Regions from separate parts of the Homo sapiens genome. Here region 2 is linked to region 1. Evidence: read pairs that join two places in POLR2A ChIA-PET (ENCODE). Cell type or tissue: HepG2. All regions are shown on one strand. Each heading gives the region's core, and the rest is flanking DNA. Links, peaks and the distances in the headings are about the cores only.

Region 1 (5,345 bases), core at 1-5,000:
TGCTCAAGCGGTCCTCCCCACCTCAGCCTCCCAAGTAGCTGGGACTACAGGCACGTGCCACCACGCCTGGCTAGTTTATTTTTTATTTATTTTTTGTAGAGACAGGGGTCTTGCTATGTTGCCCAGGCTGGTCTTGAACTCCTGGCCTCAAGCAATCCTCCTGCCTCTGCCTCCCAAAGTGCTGTGATTACAGGCATGAGCCACCGCGCCTGGCCAAGTTAGCTTTATTTCTGGGTCAATGAATGGTACCAACACTCTATAAACATGAACTCTATCTTTAGTGACACTATGATACATAAATGAGCTTATCGCCCCTGAATGTCTATATCTAAACCCACGTAACACTTGGGAAGGAGAAAGAAAGAAGTGAGCCCATCTTGGGACAGGAGCTCCTTTGGTGAGTGTAGCACAGAGTGATTTGTTAGGGAAAGCACATGTCTTTCCAGAAGGACATGAGCCAGAACTTTCCTGGAATACTTCCCACCACCCCATGATTCTCAGAAATTGGGGTCCAGGCCAGGATGAACGAGAAAGAAACCACAGTTCATCCCAGTGCTGACACCCGTACCCAGAGAGGCCCGGGCCGGGGATGTATCCCAAGGACAAAAGGTGGAGGGAGGAGGCTGGGGGGAGTTCACTTCCTGTGGAGTGAATGGAAACAGCCTGGCTCTGCCTAATGTGCATGAGGGGCTGGGGGTGGCTTGAACAGCTTGAAGTACCTTGTGTAGTGTGTGCGCACATTCACAATGTTAGAAAAAAACAAAAACAAGAGCTAAGCGAGAAGTCTGAAATACTGTGGTGTATGATGCTGTTGAGTTGCAAGAAATGGAAGCTCGTGAGCCGGGAGGCTTCTGTGTGGCAGATCGTAACTCCTGACCAACTTTGTTTCACCCATGATGATAACCAGCAGAGGTTCTCCAGGTTGTTTATTTTTGAACATGGTACAATTCATTAACAAATATTTGCCAGGGCTTAGCTTACCATGAGCCAGGCACTGTGAGGAGTGCAGTTACAGTGGTGAGGAAAACCAGACACAAACCCTGCCCTCGTGGAGCTTATCGTCTAGTTGGGGAGATGGACATACATCAGTATTCATGAAAATGAATGAAAGGTACACAGAAAAGAACTGGCCTCCCAACAAATACAGGGACATGTTTTTTCAGTTCTTCCACTTCACAGAGATCTGGTACTATTATAATGGCACCATGGGCTGCACTTAGTGGACCCAGAAAGTTCTACTGGTTTGGGTTTTTTAAAAGATATCCTACACGCTTAAGCAGGGAATCTTTTGGAAACCTCTGGAAGAACAATCATATTAAACATGCAAATAGGGCTGGGCACGGTGGCGCACACCAGTAATCCCAGCACTTTGGGAGGCTGAGGCAGGTGGATCATGAGGTCAGGGGTTTGAGACCAGCCTGGCCAACATGGTAAAACCCTGTCTCTACTAAAAATACAAAAAAAAAAAAAAAGAAAGAAAGAAACTAGCCAGGCATGGTGGCGTGGGCCTGTAATCCCAGCTACTCAGCAGGCTGAGGCATGAGAATCACTTGAATCCAGGAGGCGGAGGTTGCAGTGAGCCAATATCGTGTCACTGCACTTCAGCCTGGGCAAAAGAGCAAGACTATATAAAAAAAAAAAAAAAATTGGACCATGACCCTTAACCTCAAGATTCTGTGACTTGTCAGGGTGGAAAAAAATGTATGTAAATAAGTATAGATGTGATAAGCTTTAATAAAGAGCAGGGGAATTTAGAGAAACTGTACCAAGCATTAAATGTATTATTTTTAGTAACCAGAAATTCCTTCTATTGATGTAATTAAGATTTTATAGTGTTTGAGAGGCCAAGGCAGGAGGACCACTTGAAGCCAGGAGTTCAAGACCAGCCTGGGAAACATAGCAAGACCCTGTCTCTCCAAAAAGAAACTAAAAAATTAGCCAGTTGTGGTGGTGCACACCTGTAGTCCCAAGCTGCTAGAGAGGCTGAAGCGGGAGAATCACTTGAGCCTAGGAGTTCAAGGCTGCAGTGAGCTATGCTTGCACCACTGCACTCCAGCCTGGGTGACAGAGTGAGACACTGTTTCAAATAGAAAAAAAACTGCATATAGTACTTTACTCTCAGATATGAGTGTTTCTGTTGACCAGGAATTTTACCATTCCTGGTTCTCTGATGCGGAGGTGGCCTTGTGAAAGGACACAGTTTCTGCTGAGCTGAACACGCTTTAGTGTAATCTGATGAAGAACTTCTATGCTGGTTGCGGTATTGGTGGAAAGTGTTTTATTTTGCAGAAAAAGCACAAATTCCACAGAGGGCAACAGTTATCCATTCACTCCATAGCTATCTATTGCTGCATGACAGACTACCCCCTAAAACTTAGTGGCCCATGCCACTATTTTATTTTGCATGATTCTGTGAGCCAGGAATTTGGGCAAGATTCAGCAGAACAGCTCTACTCCCTGTGGCACTGGCTGGGGTCATGGACGGTTGTGTGCCACTGGTGGGTCAGTTGAGAGGGGGGCCCAGCCGGCACAGGGACAGTGAGGCTGGACCATCCAAGGGGCTTCTTTCAGGTTTCTGGTGCCTCAGCTTGGATGGCTGAAACAGCTGGCAGCTGGCCAGGGCTCTCCAGCAGGGTGGCCAGACCTCTATGAGGTGGCAAGGGCTCTGAAAGTGAATGCTCCACAAGGATGGGCCCAGTGTGTCCCCCTTGCATCATGCTGGCTCATGGATCACTGGCCAAGGCCAGTTTCGTGGCCACACCCAGAGTCCATGTGGAGGGGCCTGCACAGGACATGAAGCCAGGAGGTATAGTTCACAGGGGAACACAAAAGTAACGTTCACTGCAGGGACAGAGCAGATCACTGAAGGGAATGCCACTGGGAATCGAGCCCCATGTCCTGGCCCCTGAGCAGAGTTCTGTCCCCAAGACCATTACTCCTCATGGAACTTTTCACCTCCCTCACACTTACGGCAATGCTAACAGTCACTACACACGGTTCTGAGAACCTTCAAATTGAAGCCCTCATGATGTTTCCTAAGAAGTTGCAGTTGTCCAAATCCACAAACCCAGATTTTAGTTGGCAAGTCTGAGAGGTTCTGGGTAACTGTTTTGCTGCACAAACGTGGGTATTCCTGAAAGTTTAAAGATTCATCTTCAACATGCTAGGGAAAGCCACCATGATAGCTAGTCTAATAATGCCCAGACCATCCCCTCATTGATGAATGGAAGGCTCACATTTTAAGATGAATATGGGCCAGGGAGGTTTCACCTTTCTTGGCTGAGGTTGATGCCAAAGTGATAAACCTTGGTGCTTCCCGCCTCCCTGTTCCCTGGGGATGGGCCAGAATCAGATGCCATCAGGGACCCTGCAGGCAATTCTGAGAATTCCTTTTAAGAAGACACCTGCAGGAAGGGTGAACCGCTTTCTAGCCCTTCTGCAGCCAGCCACTCCCCCTGCCTTTTGATGACACAGGTTCTGCATAAGGTGAGAGGGAGGACAGGGTGACATCCATTTCTTGTAAAAATGCCTCAATGAGAAAAGGGCCACATGCATTTCTTGTAAAAATGCATCAGTGAGAAAAACAACAGCAGCAGCAACAACAGCAAATATTTACTGAATCTCCTAGTATGATCCAAGCCCCCAAATCAAGAAAATGTGAATGCTGATGTAAAAAAGGAAGGTATTTGTTCAAACTGCCTGGCCAGTGTTTTTGAAGAAAACAGAGATCTCCAGAGACCCCTTTTTTGGTCCTAAGTAGCAAGCAAACAAGTTCATTAAATGTGTACTGTTTATTTGTGATGTCTCCAAGCAGAGTAGTTGGCTCTTGTTATATATCTGGGAGAATAATCAATGATTTATGCTTCTGACAGTCTTATCATAGCCATTTACATAATGGTCATGTGTATTTGTGACTTTAATACCCTCTGCATATAGCCTTAATTTTTAAATGGATTACACTGTTTTGCTGTTGTGACTTTGCTTGTTTAATCATAGCTAAGACTTTTCTGAAGTCAAATACTTTTTCCATTATCACAGTGAGGCGTTGGCAAAAAAGTGGGGGCTTGCTGGTTACACTTGCTGAAAATAAATCTTGCGTTTATTTGGACTCTCAAGATTGGAGCTCTGAATTCACATAGTCCAGTGTTTATGCACAGAGCACCACTGGCATTGCCATTGATTACGACTGGCATGACCACTGCCAGAGGTTTAGCAGCCCTGGCACACATCCACCAAATGCCATTTCAATCACTCAGAAATTTCTACAACAACAGAAGGCCCCCCACATGTTGGGATAGTGGGCTGCCCTTGCTTGAGCACAGCTGATCGATCCAACCACTGGTCAGCGGTTGCATCTCCTCTTCAACACTCCCCTAAAGGGACAGATCAGCCGGGCTCTGCTCCAGCATCCCCAGCGATGAAGAAGTCACCACCTCCTGAAGCCACATTGGCCTGTCCTCATTATTAACATGTTATTTTTATGGAGTAAACTCCTCCCCCATCACCCCCTCAGACCTTGTCTATAACACAGGCCTCTTTGTGTCTCCTCCCCTACAGGAATGCCCTGGAGTACTTGAAAGTAGCCATTGTGTTCCTGCTGTCCTGTGACAGCCTCCCACCTCTCCTGGAAACTTACTGTGTCATTGTAGCTAGGTTTGCATTTTACAGTGAAGCATTTTTTACTTCACCTCATTAAATGTTCACACTGTGAAGCAGGGATTAGCATTTCCACTGTACGGATAATGAAATGGAGTCTCAGGTTAAACGACTTACCCAAGGCTACACTGCTAACGATTGGCAGAGCCAGAACATGAATCTGCTCCAAATTCAATGCCTTTCATAATTTTCCCAATATGCACTTCATTTTTTTTTCTTTTCTTTTTGAGACAGAATGTCACTCCTATTGCCCAGGCTGGAGTGCAGTGGTGTGATCCCGACTCACTGTAGCCTCGACTTCTTGGGCTCAGGTGATCCTCTCAACTCAGCCTCCCGAGTAGCTGGGACTATAGGGGCACACCACCACACCTTGCTAATTTTTGTATTTTTTGTAGAGATGGAGTTTTGCCATGTTGCCCAGGTTGGTCTCAAACTCCTGAACTCAAGCAGTGTGCCCACCTCGGCCTCCCAGAGTGCTGGAATTACAGGCGTGAGCCACCGCGCCCGGCACAATATGCAATTCGTTTTGTCCAGCCTCTCCCTCTGATGTCTTCATTCTTCCCATTACAACTCCGCATGTCTCCTGTGGTGGAAGGCATCAGTGGCCCCAATTTTTCACCCTTCCCTTTCACATGTTTTGCCAGTTCCATCAGCAGGTGGAACTTGTTGGGGGACTTTGTTTTCAATAG
Region 2 (5,382 bases), core at 211-5,210, 280 kb after region 1:
AGAAAAGTATTAACAGACTTATTCTAACTATGGATTTCATTTCAAAGGAATATAAATGTAGTTCAACTAAATTTCATTTAAATAATCATTCCAGGCTGGGCACGGTGGCTGACACCTGTAATCCCAGCACTTTTGGGAGGCTGAGGCAGGCAGATCAGTTGAGGTCAGGAGTTTGAGACCAGACTGGCCAACATGGCAAAACCCTGTCTCCACTAAAAATACAAAAATTACCCCGGGTGTGGTGGCGCACGCTGGTAATCTCAGCTACTCAGGAGGCTGAGGTGGGAGGATCATCTGAGCCCAGGAGGCAGAGGTTGCAGTGAGCCAAGACTATGCAACTGTCCTGAGTGATAAGAGTGAGACTCTGTCTCAAAATAATAGTAATAATAATAATCACTCCAGAGGGTTGCACAATAATTTAGATGCTTCAAATAGGAAGATATGAAGTGATTCTATTTGTGTTCTATTCCTGTATGAAGGAGGCACTGCTAATGGAAAGAACCTTCAACTGGCCTATTCAGCCCAGGCCTTCCCTGACAGTCAAGTACCTTGGTAAGTACCCTGAGCAAGGTAGCCCAACTCTCTTCCTTCCCATGGTGCTATGGTTTGTCCAAATTATAAGCACCCCCCAAGGAAGCATCCCAACAGAAGCTGCCACCCAAACACGTCATACAGCTAAACTATGTGCACATCCCAAATTCAAAACAAAACCACAAAAATAAATGTACCCTGTAAGACTTAGTTAGCTTAGCTATGTTATAAAACAATATGTCCTGTATGATTACAATTTTTCTAAAGTATAATATATACAGAAATGTATACACCAAAATATATCTCCATGGAGAGATTACAGGTGGCATCATTTTCTTTCTTTGTATTTTTATTCTATTTTTTGGCCTGCCATCCCCACTTCTTTAGTTTGTTCGTTTGTTTGTTTTCGTCAGCAGGGTTGTGGCCAGAAAACAAGTCCTATCAGTCTCCTACCTCACTTCCCCTTTAGAAATTAGATACAATTCCTCATCTTTTTTTTTTTTTTTTTGAGATGGAGTTTCGCTCTTGTTGCCCAAGCTGGAGTGCTGTGGCACGATCTTGGCTCACTGCAATCTCCGCCTCCTGGGTTCAAGCAATTCTCCTGCCTCAGCCTCCCAAGTAGCTGGGATTACAGGCGCCCACCATCACGCCCGGCTAATTTTGCATTTTTTTAGTAGAGACGGGGTTTCACCATGTTTGCCAGGCTGGTCTCAAACTCCCGACCTCAAGTGATCCACCTACCTCGGCCTCCCAAAGTGCTGGGATTACAGGCGTGAGCCACCGCACCTGGCCTTCTTTGTATTTTTAAAATATAGTCCCAAATTTCTCTCTTTTTTTTTTTTTTGAGACAGAGCCTCGCTCTGTTGTCCAGTCTGGAGTACACTGGCACCATCTTGGCTCACTGCAAACTCCCCCTCATCAGTTCAAGCAATTCTTGTGCCTCAGCCTCCCGAGTAGCTGGAATTACAGGTGTACACCACCATGCCTAGCTAATCTTTGTATTTTTAGTAGAGAAGGGGTTTCACCATGTTGGCCAGGCTGGTCTCAAACTCCTGACCTCAAGTGATCCACCCACCTGGGCCTCCCAAAGTGCTGGGATTACAGGCGTGAGCCACCACACCTGGCCTTCTTTGTATTTTTAAAATATAGTCCCAAATTTCTTTTTTTGGGGGTGGGGGGTGGACAGAGTCTCACTCTGTTGCCCAGTCTGGAGTACACTGGCACCATCTTGGCTCACTGCAACCTCCACCTCCCCAGTTCAAGCAATTCTTGTGCCTCAGCCTTCTGAGTGGCTGAGATTACAGGTGTGCACCACCACGCCTGGCTAATTTTTGTATTTTTAGTAGAGACGGGGTTTCACCATGTTAGCCAGGCTGGTCTCAAACTCCTGACCTCAGGTGATCTGCCCACCTCAGCCTCCCAAAGTGCTGGGATTAGAGGCGTGAGCCACCATGCTCGGCCAGTCCCAAATTTCTATAACAAACACTTTGTGACCAATAAAATGAACAAATATTTCCAATGAAAATAAAAGTTCAATTATTTGAATTATGTTTTACCCCTAGGCTGTTAGAAGTTTTAAGATGTATTCTTGCTTTAGATTCATAACGTAGAGTGGCAGAATGTTTCAGGCAAAATCTGGAAAAATGAATTATTAATATAAAATTAAATGTAGATGGTAGAAATGTAAGATGATACAGCTGCTATAGAAAACCAGATGGTGATTCCTTAAAAAAAAAAAAAAACATTAGAATTATATTATCTAGATAAACTCCATTTCTAGCATATACCCCAAAGAACTGAAAGCAGAGACTTGAACAGATAGTTGTATACCAACGGTCAAAGCAGCATTATTCACAATAGCCAAAATGTGAAAATAATCCAAATATCCATGAACAGATGAATGGATAAACAAAATGTGGTCTACACATACGATAGAATATTATTCACCCTTAGGAGGAAATTCTGATACATACAACAACAGGGATGAACCCTGAAGACATTATGCTAATAAGTTAGACAAATATTGCATGATTCCACTTACATGAGGTACCTAGAACAGTCAAATTCATGGAGACAAAGTAGAATTGTGGGTGCCAGGAGCTGGGGGGAGGTAGGAATGGGGAGTTACTGTTTAATGGGTACAGAGTTTCACTTTGGGGTGATGAAAAAGTTCTAGGCAACAAATATGTGAAAAAATATTCAACATCACTAATCATCAGAGAAATCCAAATCAAAACCACAATGAGATACTATCTCACACCAGTCAGAATGGCCATTATCAAAAAGTCAAAAACAAAAGATATTGGCGAGGCTGTACAGCAGAGGCAACACTATACACTGTTAGTGGGAATGTAAATTAGTTCAGCCACTGTGGAAAGCAGTTTGGAGATTTCTCAAAGAACTTAAAACAGAACTACCATTCAACCCAGGAATCCCAAGACTGGGTATACATCCAAAGGAAAATAAATTGTTCTACCAAAAAAAAAAAAAATGCACCTGTATGTTCATCACAGCACTATTCACAATAGCAAAGACATGGAATCAACCTAGGTGCCCGTTGACAGTAGATTGGAAAAAGAAAATGTGGTATATATACACCATGGAATACTACATGGCCATAAAGAAGAACAAAATCATGGATGCAGCTACAGGCCATTATCCTATGTGAATTAACACAGGAACAGAAAACCAAATACCACATGTTGTCACTTAGAAATGGGAACTAAATATAGGGTACACGTGGATATAAAGACAGGAACAACAGACACTGGAGACTACTACAGGGGCAGGGAGGGAGGGGTACACAGGCTAAAAAACTACCTATTGGATACTATGCTCACTACCTGGGTGACGGAATTATTCGTACTCCAAAGCTCAGCATCACACGCTATACCCATGTAACAAACCTGCATATGTACTCCCTGAATCTAAAATAAAAGTTGAAATTGGGTCAGGTGTGGTGGCTCACGCCTGTAATCCCAGCATTCTGGGAGGCCAAGACGAGCAGATCACAAGGTCAGAGATCGAGACCATCCTGGCTAACACGGTGAAACCTCGTCTCTACTAAAAATACGAAAAAATTAGCCGGGTGTGGTGGCGGGCACCAGTAGTCCCAGCTACTCGGGAGGCTGAGGAAGGAGAATGGCATGAACCTGGGAGGCGGAGCTTGCAGTGAGCCAAGATTGCACCACTGCACTCCAGCCTGGGCGACAGGCGTCGCAAAAAAAAAAAAAAAAAAAAAAAAAAAAAGTTGAGATGATTTTTTTTAAGTAGTCTAGAGATTGATGGTGGTGATGATTGTACAACAATGTGAATGTACATAATGTGACTAAAATGTGTAATTAAAAATCATTAAAATGGTAAATTTTACACTATATACCTTTTACCCCAATTTTTTAAAATCAAATAATCATCCTGTGGGCTTTTATCAAGACTGCATTAATAAACTCAAAGATACATTTCTAAAATTAAATATAGAAAGGTTTCAGTCCTAAAAAATGTGTTTGGAAAAGTAAAATCATACTGTTTTAATCATGTCTTGAGAATATAAGTTCAGATTAGGGAAATTCTCAACGGAGCATTTATAAAAGAAATATAGCCTTCTTAGAATTTTCCAGTGCATACAGCAATTTAAACCAGACCAAACAAATTGCTAAGATGACAGGTCCTTCCAGGGCTTGTCATCTTGATAATTATAAAAATGATGAGCTGTAATTAGAATGTCAGTCATCTTTAAATAGTTACTTCTGAAGTACCTCACTAAGATAGTAATTTTTTTGCAAGCCTTCCATGTTTTATTTAGGAAATACTTTCTGAAAAACAATATTAATGTGTTGCAGCCTGAATTACCACTCTTTATGAGTTATTATTAGGTGAATCAATGACTTTTTTTTTTAACTGTATAAAGATAAAACAAGGGTGCAAGGAAAGAAAAGAGGAACGCAAAAATGCAAGCAGAGGTAGAAAGAGTGTAACGTCCTTAAAGATAATATGCCAACCCACTTGGCTCTTCGTATTTTCTCTGGCACTTGAAAATACATCCTGTATCCCCACTGCACTTATCCTACGTCCATTAGTCCTACAGATCAATATCCCATTCCCTGGGATGGCTTATCCTAGCTATTGGCACTGTCCCTCAGAGAACTTGTGGCATGAGGAAGAAAAGGTTATTTTACTTTATACTCTGAAAGCAAATTCAGTCAGGACAAACACAGGCCTTCCAATTTTAGAAATCTACATTTAGAACTGGAAGGCTGAAGGAGTAATGTAGCAACTAATCTTTTAATTCCCCTAAGAGCACATTTATTTTACTTTCCCCAAGGAACAAATATTAAGGAAAGGCTAATTTTATTTTAGTTTATTTTACTGATCTAGCAAAAATATATTTCAACATGCTTATGGAGATTTTAAAAACAACAGGAAATGGAGAGAAATGGTACAGGAAAACTGGTTTTGATGAAATAATGTTCTCAATATTAAACAACAGTGGAAATTTAGGGTTGATCTGTAAGCACATGGCTTCCACACAGACCTCAACTAACCAGAATGTATTTGTTTGGGCTAGTTTAAATTGCTGTTATGTACTGGCTTTTAAATGCCACCAATAGGGTATTCTACCTTTAGATCTGGCTTCTACTGACCTTAGAGCTAAGGAAAAGAGTGGGAAAAGAGTAAGCAATCCTTCAGCATTGGCGAGCACCAAGATTCTGACGCTTCTGGTGTCATTTTAGAAGCATGAAATGAGTTTGTGTCATTCTTTATTATGGAAGCCGATAGCCAGAGGAAACTGGAAGGGCTCTGAATGTTGGAACAATCATTTTAAGTAGCCTAAACATTCTTCAGCATACAAGC

What was found. ChIA-PET counts read pairs that join two places held together with the same protein. Peaks named below come from ENCODE experiments on the same cell type or tissue, not always from the same donor. Only the 100,000 strongest peaks of a DNase experiment are listed, where the experiment ranks them.
Region 2: POLR2A ChIA-PET joins it to region 1 with 8 read pairs; 3 of 35 experiments call an interaction of 5 or more read pairs at or near these places.

The regions. Positions count from the first base shown.
Region 1 is chr13:49,294,857-49,300,201 of GRCh38, forward strand. No RefSeq gene overlaps it. Among named protein-coding and RNA genes, the nearest start is that of CDADC1, 50 kb to the left of the region's middle. In HepG2, for the core only: no CTCF peak of the experiment used is centred there; DNase peaks (open chromatin) are centred at 2,155, 2,740 and 4,545.
Region 2 is chr13:49,572,427-49,577,808 of GRCh38, forward strand. All of the region lies in intron 2 of RCBTB1 (RCC1 and BTB domain containing protein 1), which reads right to left. Among named protein-coding and RNA genes, the nearest start is that of RCBTB1, 10 kb to the right of the region's middle. In HepG2, for the core only: no CTCF peak of the experiment used is centred there; no DNase peak of the experiment used is centred there.